2 separate regions of the Homo sapiens genome follow, and region 2 is linked to region 1. Evidence: chromatin loops called from intact Hi-C (ENCODE). Cell type or tissue: thyroid gland. All regions are shown on one strand. Links, peaks and the distances in the headings refer to the core of each region. The heading gives the core; the rest is flanking DNA.

What was found. A loop is a pair of places that touch in the nucleus more often than their neighbours do. Peaks named below come from ENCODE experiments on the same cell type or tissue, not always from the same donor. Only the 100,000 strongest peaks of a DNase experiment are listed, where the experiment ranks them.
Region 2: it touches region 1 in a loop (3.0-fold over the local background); 39 of 110 quality-filtered maps call a loop at or near these places.

Annotation. Positions count from the first base shown.
Region 1 is chr11:94,165,593-94,175,187 of GRCh38, forward strand. The region is part of intron 2 of PANX1 (pannexin 1); the gene reads left to right. Among named protein-coding and RNA genes, the nearest start is that of PANX1, 42 kb to the left of the region's middle. In thyroid gland, for the core only: a CTCF peak has its summit at 6,284 (motif pointing right); a DNase peak (open chromatin) is centred at 6,278.
Region 2 is chr11:94,420,935-94,425,934 of GRCh38, forward strand. The region is part of intron 19 of MRE11 (MRE11 double strand break repair nuclease); the gene reads right to left. Among named protein-coding and RNA genes, the nearest start is that of GPR83, 22 kb to the left of the region's middle. In thyroid gland, for the core only: a CTCF peak has its summit at 2,835; a DNase peak (open chromatin) is centred at 2,777; H3K27ac peaks cover 1,763 bases.

The DNA.
Region 1 (9,595 bases), core at 3,513-8,512:
ATTAAGTTATCTTCCGTTTAAAATAATTGGTTATGTGGCCGGGCACAGTGGCTCATGCCTGTAATCCCAGCATTTTGGGAGGCCAAGGCAGGCAGATCACATGAGGTCAGGAATTCAAGACCAGCCTGCCCAACATGGAGAAACCCTGTCCCTTCTACACATACAAAATTAGCCAGGCATGGTGGTGCATGCCTGTAATCCCAGCTACTCGGGAGGCTGAGGCAGAAGAATCACTTGAACTTACCAAGAGGCAGAGGTTGCAGTGAGCTGAGATCGCACCATTGCACTCCAGCCTGGGCAACAAGAGTGAAACTCTGTTTCAAGTAATATAATAGTAATAACTATTATTATTATTATTGGTTATGTTATTAACCAATTATTTTAAACTGAAGATAACTTAATTCCAATTACAATGAAAATAAAAAAACAAGCCAAAAGAAAACTAAAAAGTTCTGGACTTTAACTTCATCCCCCCCTCGCTTTCGACTTCTTGTCACTTTATATCTTTTTATATTGTGTATCTCCTAACAACTTGTAATTATGATTATTTTTGATACGTTTACCTTAGGGTCTTCATTTTAAGGTATGAGTGGTTTACATACCACAATTACAGTGTTAGAGTATTCTGTATTTGTCTGTGTACTTACTTTTACCAGTGAGTCTGTATTTTTAGATGATTTCTTGTTGCTCCTTACCATCCTTTTCTTTCAGACTGAAGAACTCCTTTTACCATGTCTCGTAAGACAGTTCTAGTGTTGATGAAATACCTCAGCTTTTGTTTGTCTGGGAAAGTCTTTATTTCACCTTTATGTTTGAAGGATAACTTTGCTGGTGATGATATTCTAGGTTGGAAGCTTTTTTCCTTTAGTGCTTTGAATATGTCATCCCACTCCCTCCTGGACTGTAAGGTTTCCACTGAAAAGTCTGCTGCCAGATATCTTGGAACTCTTTTATATGTAATTTGCATCTTTTCACCTGGTGTTTTTGGGATCCTTTCTTTGTCCTTCACCTTTGAAAGTTGGATTATTGTATTCCTTGAGGTAGTCTTGCTTGGGTTGAGTCTTCTTTGTGTCCTTTAACCTTCTCATACCTGCATATTATATCAGGCATCTATCTGGTGCTTTATTTTATTGTGACTGAGCCTGATATCTAAGTTGCAAGACAGTATCCTCTGTACTCTTTCCTCTCCTTTGCCCAAGTTGAAAGATCTCTCCCCAAGCTGCACTGCTTGGAGTTGGGAGAGAGGTGATGCAGGTGTTCCCATGGCTGGTACAGTTAATGTCGTACTGGGTCACATCCCAAGCCCACTGCTTCTAAGACCAGTGCAGCACCAGGGCTTGTCCAAGGCCTACAGTTACTATGTCCTGATTGGCACTCAGATTTATTTGGGGCCCTAAGTCACTTTAGTCAGTTGGTGGTGAAGCCAGCAGGAGTCACTTTTCTCCCACTGGGGCAGAAGATTCCCCTCTGGCCCAGGGCTGGTCTAAATGCTTCTTTTGTGGGACCTGGCAGAAGTCTGCCTGGTGTTGTGTGAGGCTTTGACAAGGCAGCACTGAGTTCCAGTGCAAAGTCGCATACTCATTTTGCTCTCCCTCCTTCAAGCACACGGATTCTTCTCCAGACTGCACTGCCTGGGTTTAGGGGAGGGGTGGTGTAAGCAGTGCAAGACCGTACTTCCTACTCTCTTCAATGCCACTTTCGTTGTTATGTTAAAACCAGGTACAGTGATTGCTCCTCTGATTTTTTAGTTCTTAGGAGGGTGCTTTCTTGCATGGATACTTTATATCTTTTTATATTGTCTATCTCCTAATGGGGGTCAATCATTGGAGGGTTCAATTCAGCCATTTTGCTCTGCCTCCTCTTATGTACTGTCAAATTCTTGCTCAGGTTTTTCACATATGATATTCAGCACTCACTAGGAAATAACTAGATGTACAAGAAAACCAAGAGAAAAATCAGAAATAGAAACAAACCTGTTGGAGATCCAGATAGTGGATTGATCAACCATGCATTTTAACTAATCATTAATCATATATTCAAAGAATTATGATTATATGGAGATTTTTTACGTAGAACTGACTGAAAACTGCACCAAAATAATCAAATAGAAATTCTTGAGCTGAAAACATTTAGTCACAGTTGATTTCAGCTAACGTTGATTGAGGGCCTACCATATGCTGGAATGTATGTGCAGTGGCAGAAAGCCACAGATGACATGGTCCCTTCATCAAGGAGCTTGTTGTTTAGTGGAAAAAATAAACATGGAAGAAGGCAGTGAGAGGGAATAATCAGCTAAATGGTAAAAGGAGAGTGTTTCAGACAGTAGTGAACTCTGTTAAATGCTGCTGCAGAGAAGCCAGTGCAGTCTGGGAGAAATACAACTTACTGGATTTAATGAAAATATTGGGGATCCAGCAGGAATGATTTTAGTGGAGAAGTGGGAGGCAGATGGCTGTGGTGAAGAGTGAATGGGAGGTAAGGAAATGAAGATGATTAGACAATTTCTTCACAATTTTTTTTCCCTTTTCATAAACTCTCTCTTCCTGATAACCAGAAGAGAGAGGAACAAGCTGGGTGACAACTGGAAGGAAAATACAGGCCCAAAAGCACAAAAAAAGCACTGTCTGGGAGGGTGGGAAGCACTTTCTGGGGGAGGCGTGGCCTGTTGGGGGCATTGGGGCCTTGATTAACTATGATGCAGGGTAGGCTAGGTTACAGGGGACTTTGAAAACTAACCAGATGGATGGGCTAAATGCTGGGGACAGCGGGAGCCATTGCAGGTACCTGAGCAGGGTGAACTTGGCGGTTCCAAGAGTTAAGCCTCAGTAATGGTGTACAGGAGAGAATAGAGGCAGGGAGAGCCACTTGGTAAGCACAGAGTGAGGGTTCTAATTAGGGAACAGAAAGGAAAAGAAGCAGTTTTGTCCAAGAAGGCAAAGAGCAAACAAAAAGCAATACTCTTATGTCTTATTGCTGATTAGAAGATCACGCAAAAGGATAGTCGAAAGTGACATCAAGGGCCTAGACCAGGGTCAGCAAACTTCTGCAGAGGGCCAGATCATAAAGTTTTTTTGTCATTGCAGATCACATGGTCACTGTCGCAGCTACTTAGTTCTGCAGAGTAGACATGATTGCTTGTGGCCAGATTTGGCTCAGGGGCAGCAGTTTGCTGATCCTTGGTCTAGAGTGACAGCAGTTGAGATCTAGGGTGACAGCAGTGGAGGTGGGAAGTGCATCTTTTCTAAGACTCAGGGCATCTTTTCTAAGATACGGAAGTAACAAGATGTGCTGATTGGACATGGGAAGATGAGAGAAAGATCAGGATTAAGGACATGACCAAGGTTTCAGGCACCGGATGGAATGACACCTTCATGACACTTGAAGAAGCCTGGTGAAGAAGCAGATTTTGGAGGAAAATCAAAGAGTTCTGCTTGAACATGTTGAATCAGGTGCTGTGGTCCAGATGATGTGTCAGGTGGGCAGTGAGATATGGTATCTGGAGATTGCAGGCTAGAATAGAGCTATAGATATGGCAGATTGTCAGAAAATAGATAGTGTTTAAAGCTATAGGAGTGGATGGTGTTTCTTAGGGGGTGATTATATGTAGACAGGGGCAAGGTCTGAGGGCTGCTCCAACATGGAGAGAGGGTGGGGTAGGACCAGTCAACAGAGGAGACACAGAGAGGTGGGGTGATGAGGAAAGTTAAACAGTGTGCTGTATGCTTGAAAGGCAGGGTATCTTGTAAAGAAAGATGGTGTCAATGTGATAACCTGTGTCAGATGCTGCCAAGAGTGCGAGTAAGGTGAGGACTGAGACTTAGGCTAACTCTACATTTGGGTGGTATCATGGGCTGAATTGTGTCCCCCAAAAGATATGTCGAAGTTTTAACCCAGTGTGCCCTAAACTGTGACACCTTATTTGGAAATATAATTATAGCAGATGTAATTAGTTAAGATGGGGTCTTACTGCAGTAGGGTGGGCCTTTAACTCAGTATGACTGCTATCCTCATAAGAAGAGGGGAATTTGGACACAGACATGCTCAGAGGGAAGACAACATGAAGACACTCAGGGAGAAAACAGCCGCATGCCCACAGGGGGCTGGATTGGAGTTATGCAGCCAAGCCAAGGAATGCTGGGGCGACTGGAAGCTGGAAGACGCTGGGAGGATCCTGCCATGGAGACTCGGGAGGGAGCATGGCCCTGCTAGCACCTTGATTTTGAACTCCTCACCTCTAAAACCATGAAAGAAAAAATTTCTGTGGTTTTAAGCCATCAAATTTGTGGGATTTGGTTGGTAATGCCAGGAGTTAGAGAGAAATGAAGATTCAGCCTAATTGGAGAAATAAAACCTATACCAGATAGGAATATTAGTGCATGGCTTTCTTAGGCCAGATTCAGTAATCGCAGCTGCTTTATTTCTACGTTGATCTCTTTTTCAAGTTTTTCTTTTTCTTTTTTGATAAAATATACATAACATAAAATTTACCTTTCTCTTTGTAGGTATATAGCCCAGTGGCATTAAGTACATTTACATTGTTGCGAAACCATCGCCATTACCCATCTCCTGAATTTTTCATCTTCCCAAACTGAGACCTGCATCCATTAAGCAGTAATTTTCCATTTCCCCATCCCCCCAGCCCCTGGCAACCTCCATTCTGTTTTCTGTCTCTCTGCATTTGTCTATTCTAGATACCTCATATAAGTGAAACCATACAATATTTGTCCTTTTGTGTCTGGCTTATCTCACTGAAGAAAATGTTTTCACAGTTCATTAATGTGGTGACATACATCAGAATCTCCTTCCTTTTTAAGACTGAATAACATCCCATTGTAAATTTGTACGAGATTTTGTTTATCCGTTCATCAGCGCATACTTGGGTTGCTTGCCCTTATTGGCTATTGTGAATATTGCTGCTGTGAACATCTGTTCGAGTCCTCACTTTGTTTCTTTTGGATACATACCCCAAAGTGGAATTGCTGGATTCTCTTTCAAAGATGAAAAGGTTTTCTTGTGGCTTCTCCACACTGAGCAGACTCGGGACTGTTAAGCTGTTAGGGTCCTCTCATTCAGGCTCCGAGGGCCAGAGTGATCAGTGCCTTTTCTGAGGTCGCACAGCCAGATGGCAGGTGAGCCCACATCCTTCTTCAGATTTCAGACATGTTTCCCATGTGAGAAGGTCCAGTTCTAACTTCTGTGGCTTGAGAATTCTGGACTGTAGCCTGTAGGTGATGGTCACCTGCTGATGAGCTGCAGTTCAACACAAGGAGAGTCTTTCTGGCACAATTGCTGTCCAGCAGGGGAGCCCACTGTTGACCCAGGAGTTCCTTAGTTCAGCGTGCTCATGGACTTGCGTAATTTCTTCCCATGCCTGTATTTCTTACCTTGCTACTGTTTCTTCATAGAAAACTCAGTTCCTTAGCTGTTCTGGATACTGGCTATGCCTTCCCCATGCCCTCCTCATTGCTGTCATTCTCCCAGTCACCCCTCATTCATTCAGGACTCAGTCATGCTCATCCTCCTTCACCACCCCAAGGTGACTTCTGTGTCCTCCTGGATGGCACATCTAGCCTCAGTCTCTGTCTCATCTGCAAGAACTTTTACCTCCTTTCCATTTCCATCTCCATCATGAGTTCCTGTGGCCACCTCATTCTGAACTTGCTGTCACTTGAAACTAACTTCAGGCATCCCACTCCCTGTCTCTGCCTCCTGCCCTCCAAGGCCTTCCCCAAGCACTTTCAAATAAAATGGAAGCTTGACATGAAAATATCTTGCCATAATTCTGCTTTATTAATTCTTTATCTCTTAAGACTGTAAGCTTTATGCAGGCAGAGACCATGACCATGTCTTGTTTATCCATGTACCCCTGAGACAATGCGTAGTCCATAGTGGGTGCTTGAAGACTATATGCGGAAGGGAAGAGGGCAGTGAGGTAGTTGTGTGTCCTGTTCAGAACCAGACTTGGTTCTCCAGGAGCATCCTGACAAAGGATGGGGGATTAGAGGCACAGGGTTTATTCAGCACTTCTCAATTTAATTCTGATGCTGAAGTTAGGAGAGCTCAGTTACCCCAAAGAAGTTATTCAGTGTAATATTTAAGTCAGCACTGGTATGACACTGGTATGATCAATGGTGTCATTTTTCTCCAACCGACTTTGATTTCTCCCTGTCTTCCTCCTCCCTTTCTCTCCCACTCCATGCACTACTGATGACCTCTAAGGACACACTGTGAGGCCTTTGCTGGAGATGTGGGTACAGTCTCGGGGGGTGGGGGGCACCCAGTAGGTGGCGCTCTAACACTGCTTGAGAACTGGCTTTTTTTTTTCCTTTGAGTGTTCTGTTCCCTTTGTTCAAGTTTAGAATGCGGGAGGCAACTATTAGTAAGATTTCTCTCTGAAACAGGAAAGTCCGTTTTTGACTGAAAAAAACAATAAGAAAAACAAGAACAAAATTAGGAGAGTGGGCAAATCTTTATTTCTCTTAAGTAGACTCATAGAAACTTGGTTGGAGGAATCCTCTGAGGCTTTCAGACCAGAGGCTTCCAAACCTTAGCATTGCCAGAGTGGCCTTGTGAAAATTCAGGCTCCCGAGGCCATCTAGGCCATTAGGTTGGAGCTTCTGTGGTTAAGGTCAGGAATGTGGTTTTTATCGGCTTCCCAGGAGATTCTGATGTGAGCCCATCTTGCCGTACAATGTGGGCACCACCCATCTACACCATTTCTCAAATTCTCTGTGCATGCAGATCACCTGGGGATTTTGTTGAACTTTAGGCTCTGATTCAGCAGGTCTGATAGGGACCTGCAATTCTGCATTTATAACAGACTGCCAGGTGATAACTGAGGTTTGTGGTCTATGGACCACACCACTCTTTGAGAAGCAAGAATCCAGAGCCAGGGTTGGCAGACTAGGACACACATGCTTGAGCCAAATCAGTCCATACCTGTTTTTGTAAATAAAATTTTATTGGAACACAACTGTGCCCCATTTGTTCACACATTATCTGTGGCTGCTTTTGCACTATAATGGCAGAGTTGAGCAGCTGCAACAGAGACCATGTAGCTCTCAAACCTGTAATATTTACTCTCTGGCCCTTTACAAGAAAACCCTATGGACCCTTAATCTGGAATACTCAAGCTCTCCCAGATGATCACAAACTGTATTGAAAGGGAGCTCCTTGCCTCATAGGACAATTCATTGCATTTCATAGATCCGTGGGAAGGCTGCTCCTTGTCACTTGGTTCTACTTATCTTGGTAGGCATCTTTTCCTCCTTCTGTGAACAGATACTTTGCTCGCTGTCTTCTCCAGGGCTCTCCCCATGATGGGTTCCCTCCAGCTGCACTCCAGAATGTCACCCAGTGCAAACCACAGCACCTTTGGTGCTGAATAGAAGCCATGCCATCTGTATTTTCTGCCTTCTGTAAGCTTCTCAGGGAGTGCACATTAGCTTTCTGGGGTAGCTGTTCACTCTTGACTCCCGCTGTCTAGGATTGTCTGTAAGTGCGGTATTACCTGAACAGCATATAGCCAGAACAGACATCCTTCATGCATCTTTTTACTCCACTTCCCCAGTGCAGGATGTTCTTGGTTTACCTACTTCCTACTTTCTGACTGCTTTTCTCCATTTCTTCCAAGATTCTCTTTTTGCCTGACCCTTAAATGTTATAGGGTCTCAGGCCTGTTCGTGGTCTTCTGGTCTTCTCCTTCTGCCCATTCTCCTTGGATGATCTTAACCATACAGTTGGCTTTGACCACATATGTGCTGCCAAATCCTGAATTGTACAGCTAGATTCTTTTCCTTTATTTTCAGTTATCTACTACAGACCAGGGCGTTTTGACTGCAGGTATCTCATGTTCAAAATTTCTCATCTTCTCAGGTCTGCCTCCCACCTCACTCCCGTCTGCTCTGAATCTGGGACTCTTCATTTATTTCACCTGAAGGTTCCACCCCGTCATGCCCTTGCATGAGCTACACACCCGGCGTGATCCTCAGTTCTTCTCCTTTTCCGTCCCCCTCTTCTGTGTGGACACTGAAGTGTATGTCTCCCCCATCTGTTGCTCTCAGATCTGTCTTCTCTTCCTGCCTCTCTGCCACAGTGACCTCCTGCCTGGTCTCTCTCCTTCCCATGTGTTTCTTCTTTGCCTCTGTAGTGGTTTTCTGGAATATATTTGATTTTGCCCTCTACCAGTGGTACCCCATTGTGTATGGTGTGGGAATTTGTGGCCCTCTTAATTCAGTCTCTGCTTACACTTTTTGTGAGTTTCCTAGATCTGCTATAACAAATTACAACAGAAATGTATTTCCTCCTAGTTTTGGAGGCCAGAAGTCCACAATCAAGGTGTTGCCAGAATTGGCTCCTTTTGGTGCTTTCAGGGAGAGTCTGTGATGTGCTTTCTTCTAGTTCCTGGTGGCTGCTGGCAGTCCTCTGTGTTCCTAGGGTGGTAGATGCATCACTCCAGTCTCTACCTCTGTCATCACAGGCTTCTTCCTGTGTGTCTCTGTGTCTTCATTTGGCCTTCTGATAAGGACACAAGTCATTGGATTAGGACCCACCCTAATTTATCATGACCTTATCTTAATTTAACTAATTATATTTGCAAAGACCTATTTCCAAACAGTATCACACTCTGAGGTTCCAGGTGGTCATTAGTTAGGGTTGGGGGGCAGTATTCAAGCCAGCACACCCTTCCAGCCTCTGCTCTGTCTACTTCCTCACTCACAGGCTTGTTCATTTACCTTGGTGCTCTGGATGAGTGAGAATTCAACAGACAAACACGGAGGAAAGGATTCCAAGCAGAGGAAAGAGGATTCCAAAGGGCCACAGAGGTGACATTTGTGCTGAGTCTTAACATAAGGCTTTGTTTTATTTTATTGCCGCACTGTACTTTAAGACATAGTTCAGGTGTTACCTCTTTTATGAAGCTTCCCTGACCACCTCCCCAGGGACTTTTCTGTTCCCTCAGTGCTTAGTACCTACATGTTTTGATGATTTAATTATCAGCTTGTGTTCCCATCTGTCCTGTGTAATCTTGGGGCAGACTCTGTGCCTAGTCTGTGGGGGCCGTGCATCCAGCCCACTGCCTAGCACATAGCAGGTCCCCAGGAGATGTTTTTGAGTGAATTTACCCATCTGCACTTAATCCCCTAAGATGAGGTCACATGCATTTTAGGGGAGGAGTTGTTCAGTCCGAATTGGATGGTTCTTTGCCTTCGATGAGGTAGAGAGGATTTGAATATGGAGGGAAGTTGTACTGCTCACCCTCTAGGTTCCTTCCATCTGGAGGTTTCTGTTGTTTTAACTATAACCCATTCCAGAAACAGCACACATTTTTAAGGCAGATAGACTGAAAATTGTAGTTGGACAGCTGCTTGGTCCCACAATGATTTGAGAAGTTTCCCTATTCTTGGAAGAGCTCAATACTCACTCGAACATCATGCAGAATAGTGCCATCATGGCTTCAAGAGATGCTGAGCATCCCAGGCCTAATGTGGAGTTGACACAGCTTATGAACAAAGCTGTTTCCATCTGCAGATGCACCCTCAAAGCCCTGCAGCTTTTCCATATTTCTTATTTGAAATTAAAGACTGTAATTTTG
Region 2 (5,000 bases), core at 1-5,000, 250 kb after region 1:
GGCAGGAGAATGGCGTGAAACTGGGAGGCAGAGCTTACAGTGAGCTGAGATCGTGCCACTGCACTCCAGCCTCGGCGACAGAGCGAGAGACTCCATCTCAAAAAAAAAAAAGAGTTCCCATGCTATTGGGCTATAGATTGTATGCATGGTAAGAATAAATAGGAATATCAGATATTAACTAATAATTTAATTAAAGAGAATGAAAACAAACCTCAGATAAGCCCAATTATATAATTTTATGAAGATAAAACCAATTCTTACGTATTCTATAAATATTCAGAAAATAAAGCAAATTTGTTTATAAGTTTTTTATTTGTGTTTAAGACATTAAAAGAAATTAAAAGAAATTATTTGATGCTAGGCTTTGTTGGTGGTATCAGCACTTCCAAATGTTAGCTAAATTAACTATCTCTGATGAGTAATGGATGCCTTAAGAAATATAAATTCATTTTCATTTATTGATTCATTTTCTGCTGCTATCAAAGACAAAACTTAAATAAACCAGAGACAAATCCAAATGAAGTCTAATAGATAATTTGCTAATAGTTTGTCTTTGCAGTTAACATGAACTAGTATACAAATTTTTAACTGTAACATATAACCGCATATATATCCAGATGTTTTGGAATAAACAATAATTGCTCACTTCCCTCCTGGAAGCAACATGTTAGTATTTAATAGGTAGAATGAGCTCTTGCTGCCATTTTTCTTGGCAGCCTGAGTTGAGTCCTCTCAAGCTGTTTTAAACCACAGCTTAAATACAGGGAACATGGCAGCAGCAGCCAAAGCTAAAAATGAAAGGTGTAAGTCACAGGCTACAACGTAGATAAACCTTCAGGTACTTACGCTATGTGAAATAAGCCAGTCACAAAAAGGCAAATACTATATGATTCTACTTCTATGAAGTACCTAGAGTAGTTGAATTCATAGAAAGAGAAAGTGGAATGGTAGTTACCAGGGGATGAAGAAGGGGAAACAGAGACTTGTTATTTCAGGGATATAGATTTTCAGTTTTGCAAAATGAAAAAGTGCTGAAGATCTGTTTAATATGGATCTATTTAACACTACTGAACTGTACACTTAATAATGGTTAGTTTTATGTTATGCTTTTGCTACAATTAACAATTTTTTAAATAAAAAAATAAATGAAAGGGGTCATGGGCCTAAGAGAAACACTTTCAAGCAAATCAACAAAAACTAGCAAAGGCCCTTCAAATGGCAGCCTTGAAGGAAAGGGGAAGGGCAGTATCCTTCAGTCATGTAGTTTTATTTAAACTTAATTGAAACAGCAAATTAATAAAGGCAAGAGGTAAGTCCTGACTTATAACTCTTCCTCTTCCTCCTCCTCCTCATTCATGGTGGGGAGATTTCATGGTTGCAGACGCGATCTGGAACTGGAGTTTTTTCCAGACATCCTCCCAGAGAACATTTCGGACAATGCCTGAATACCTGTATGTCATGAAATCACCACCATGCGCCACCCTCTACATGACACATGTAGAGCATATAGTGAGTACTTAATAAATATTCATTAAAGTAATATTAAAAGCTCTTGGGATATCATCATCATCATCATCATTTCTCCAAATATAAGTAAATGGTAGAAGCTAAAAAAAATTCCGATCCCACTGTTAACTGGGCAAATAAGAACTGAGTGAATATCATATTTTAAAAATCTACAGGACTTTTATATCTGAGGTATTACACTGATGGGCACTCAACATATGTTACTTGTTAACTCTTAACATTAACTATAGTTCAAAGGAAGGTTATCAATGAAACTATTTTTTTTTTTTGAGATGGAGTTTCGCTCGTGTTGCCCAGGCTGGAGTGCAATGGTGCAATCTTGGCTCACTGCAACCTCCACTTCCCAGGTTCAAGCGATTCTCCTGCCTCAGCCTCCTGAGTAGGTGGGATTACAGGCATGTGCCACCATGTCCGGCTAATTTTGTATTTTCAGTAGAGACGGGGTTTCTCCATGTTGGTCAGGCTGGTCATGAACTCCCGACCTCAGGTGATCCGCCTGCCTCAGCCTTCCAAAGTGCTGGGATTACAGGCATGAGCTACCGCGCCCAGCCTGAAACTATTTTTAAAAATAATTTTTAGTGGAAGAAGGACAAGATGGCCAACTAGACAGGGCCAAGAAGCACCACTGCCACTAATAAAGACCAAAATATCGAGTAAGCCAACATATTTTGAGCAGATCTTTGGAGAAAAAGCACCAAGAGCTGATAGAGAGGTGATACAAACTGGAAGCTGAAGAGGGAGGAAGCTGGTAACCTTGTGGGGGTTGCCCAATGCCAGGGCTGGTTCTTGGCCTTGAAAGGCTCCTAGAAAGGGGTGAGTGAATGGATGATGGGGCAGCACACTCTCACTATGGACCTCAGAGATCCTAGCTACAAGATTCCATGCCCCCTGGAGACGTTTCAACTGGCAGGGGGATTGGCCCAAACAGTAGGCAGAGACAGAGCTCCAGAATACATGGAGCCCAGGGGTTTTCATATCTAAGGCAGCTGCAGCAGAAGGTGGCCATAGGCGCCCATCCCCTAAGACTTCTTATTTCCCCTGGAGTAGGACTAGCCCCACCTGAATGCTGGGGCAGGCCAGCCTGGGGCCAGCTTCCCTGTGGGACAGAGGAACATCTGTTCTGCAGGCCCTCCTCCCCTACAGCCCCTTCCAGGGCCCCTGCCAAGCTGCCCTGCAGGAATGTGTGCACAGGGCAGCCTCTGCTGCCTAGCCTTGTTTTTTGCTGGTGGTTCCACCTGAGTACCTTCCTGGCAGCCTGGGAGCATTTCAGATTCCCCAGCACAGCTGGTGCCTGACCCTGAGGGTCCAGACGATGGAGCCACAGGCTGGTCCCAGTGCTACAGGGCTACAGCACACAGCTGGGGCTGTCGAGCTAAGAGCTGGGGCTGGCACTCAAGTAGGGGAGAAATCCCACTTTCAGAACACTGAAAGGAGTGAGACACGTGGGTTCGTGGGCCAGTGCAGGAATGGGACATGCCTTCCTCCACAGTGCTGGTCTGGGAAGGGTGTGGCCTGTCTGGCAGCCATGGCCTCTGTCTAAGGGAGCCCTGCAACCCAAGACACCAAACAACAGTAATGCAGGTACAGTGCCAGTGATAGGAGGGACCTCACCCATGGTCCAGGAGTGGCCCTTATGAGTGGTCATCTCTCTCCCCAACCCCACCACAGAGCACGGCTGTGAACACACAGAAATACAAAAGAACTATGCAGCTGAGTAAGAGCCTATCCACTGGACACTAATGTTAAATGCCAGCTACTGGATCACAGCCAAAATTACAACACCAAAATAATTCTGCCAATATACATCTCTGTGACACCCAGGGCAAGAATCTAGGCACAGTAAAGATCTATATAGAGCTGTGGCCCTCTGAAAGCACCCAGAAACAAGGCCAGTTGACTATACTCGACTTACACTGCAGTTAAAGGAACAATAGCCCTCTAACATGAGAAAGAATCAGTGCAAGAATTCTGGCAATTCAAAAAGCCAGAATGTCCCCTTACCTCCAAATGAGCCTGCTAGCTCACCAACAATAGTTCTTAACCAGATTGAAGTTACTGAAAGACAGACATACAATTTAGAATCTGGATGGCAGGGAAGCTCATCAAGATTCAGGAGAAAGTTAAAACCCAATCCAATGAATCCAGTAAAACAATTTTACAAAGGTAAAATAGCCATTTTAAGAAAGAACCATACTGAACTTCTGGAATTGAAAATTTCACTACAAGGATTTCATAATACAACTGAAAGTATTAACAACATAACAGACCAAACTGAGGAAAGAATCTCAGAGCTTCAAAACCAGTTCTTCAAATCTACTTGGTCAGAGAAAAATAAAGGAAAAAGAATGAAGAAGAATGGAAAAAAAAAACCTCTGAGAAATATGAGATTATGTAAAGAGGCAAAACCTATGACTCATTGGCATTCCTGAGAGAGAAGAGAGAATAAGCAATATGGAAAACATATTCGAGGATACAGTCCAGAAAAATTTCTCCAATCGTGCTAGAAAGGTTGACATGCAAATTAAGAAATACAGAGAATTCCTATCAGACATTATATAAGATGACCATCCCCAAGGCACAGTCATGAGATTCACCAAGGTCAACATGAAAGAAAAGATCTTAAAGGCAGCTAGACAGAAGGGTCAGGTCACTTACAAAGGGAACCCCATCAGGCTACCAGCGGACATCTCGGCAGAAACCTTACAAGCCAGAAGAGACTGGGGACCTATTTTCTGCATCCTTAAAGAAAAAAGAAATTCTAACCAAGAATTTCATATCCCACCAAACTAAGCTTCATAAGCAAAGGAGAAATAAAATCCTTCTCAGGCAAGCAAATGCTGAGGAATTCATTACAACTAGATCAGCCTTACAAGAGGTCCTTAATAGAGTGCTAAACATGGAAACAAAAAACCACCACCTACTACCACAAAAACACACTTAAGGACATAGCTTAGAGACACTATAAAGCAACTACATAATCAAGTCTACAAAACAACCAGCTAACAATACGATGGCAGGATCGAAATCTCATATATCAATACTAACTCTGAATATAAATTGTCTAAATGTCACTACTTAAAAGGAATACAGTGGCAAGTTGGATAAAAGGACAAGACCTGACTGCTGTCATCAAGAGACCCATTTCACATGTAATGACACACACAGGCTCAAAGTAAAGGGATGGAGAAAGATCTAACATGCAAATGAAAAACAAAAAAGGGCAGGAGTCACAATTCTTTTATCAGATATAGCCGATTTTAAACCAACCAACAGTAAAAAGGGACAAAGAAAGGTATTATATAATGATAAACGGTTTGATTCAACAGGAAGACCTAACTATGCCAAATATATACATGCCCAGATTCATAAATCAAGTTCTGCTTAACCTAAAAAAAGACTCAGACAGCAACAGAGTAATAGTGGGAGGCTTCAACACCCCACTGACAGTGTTAGAAAGAACATCCAGGCAGAAA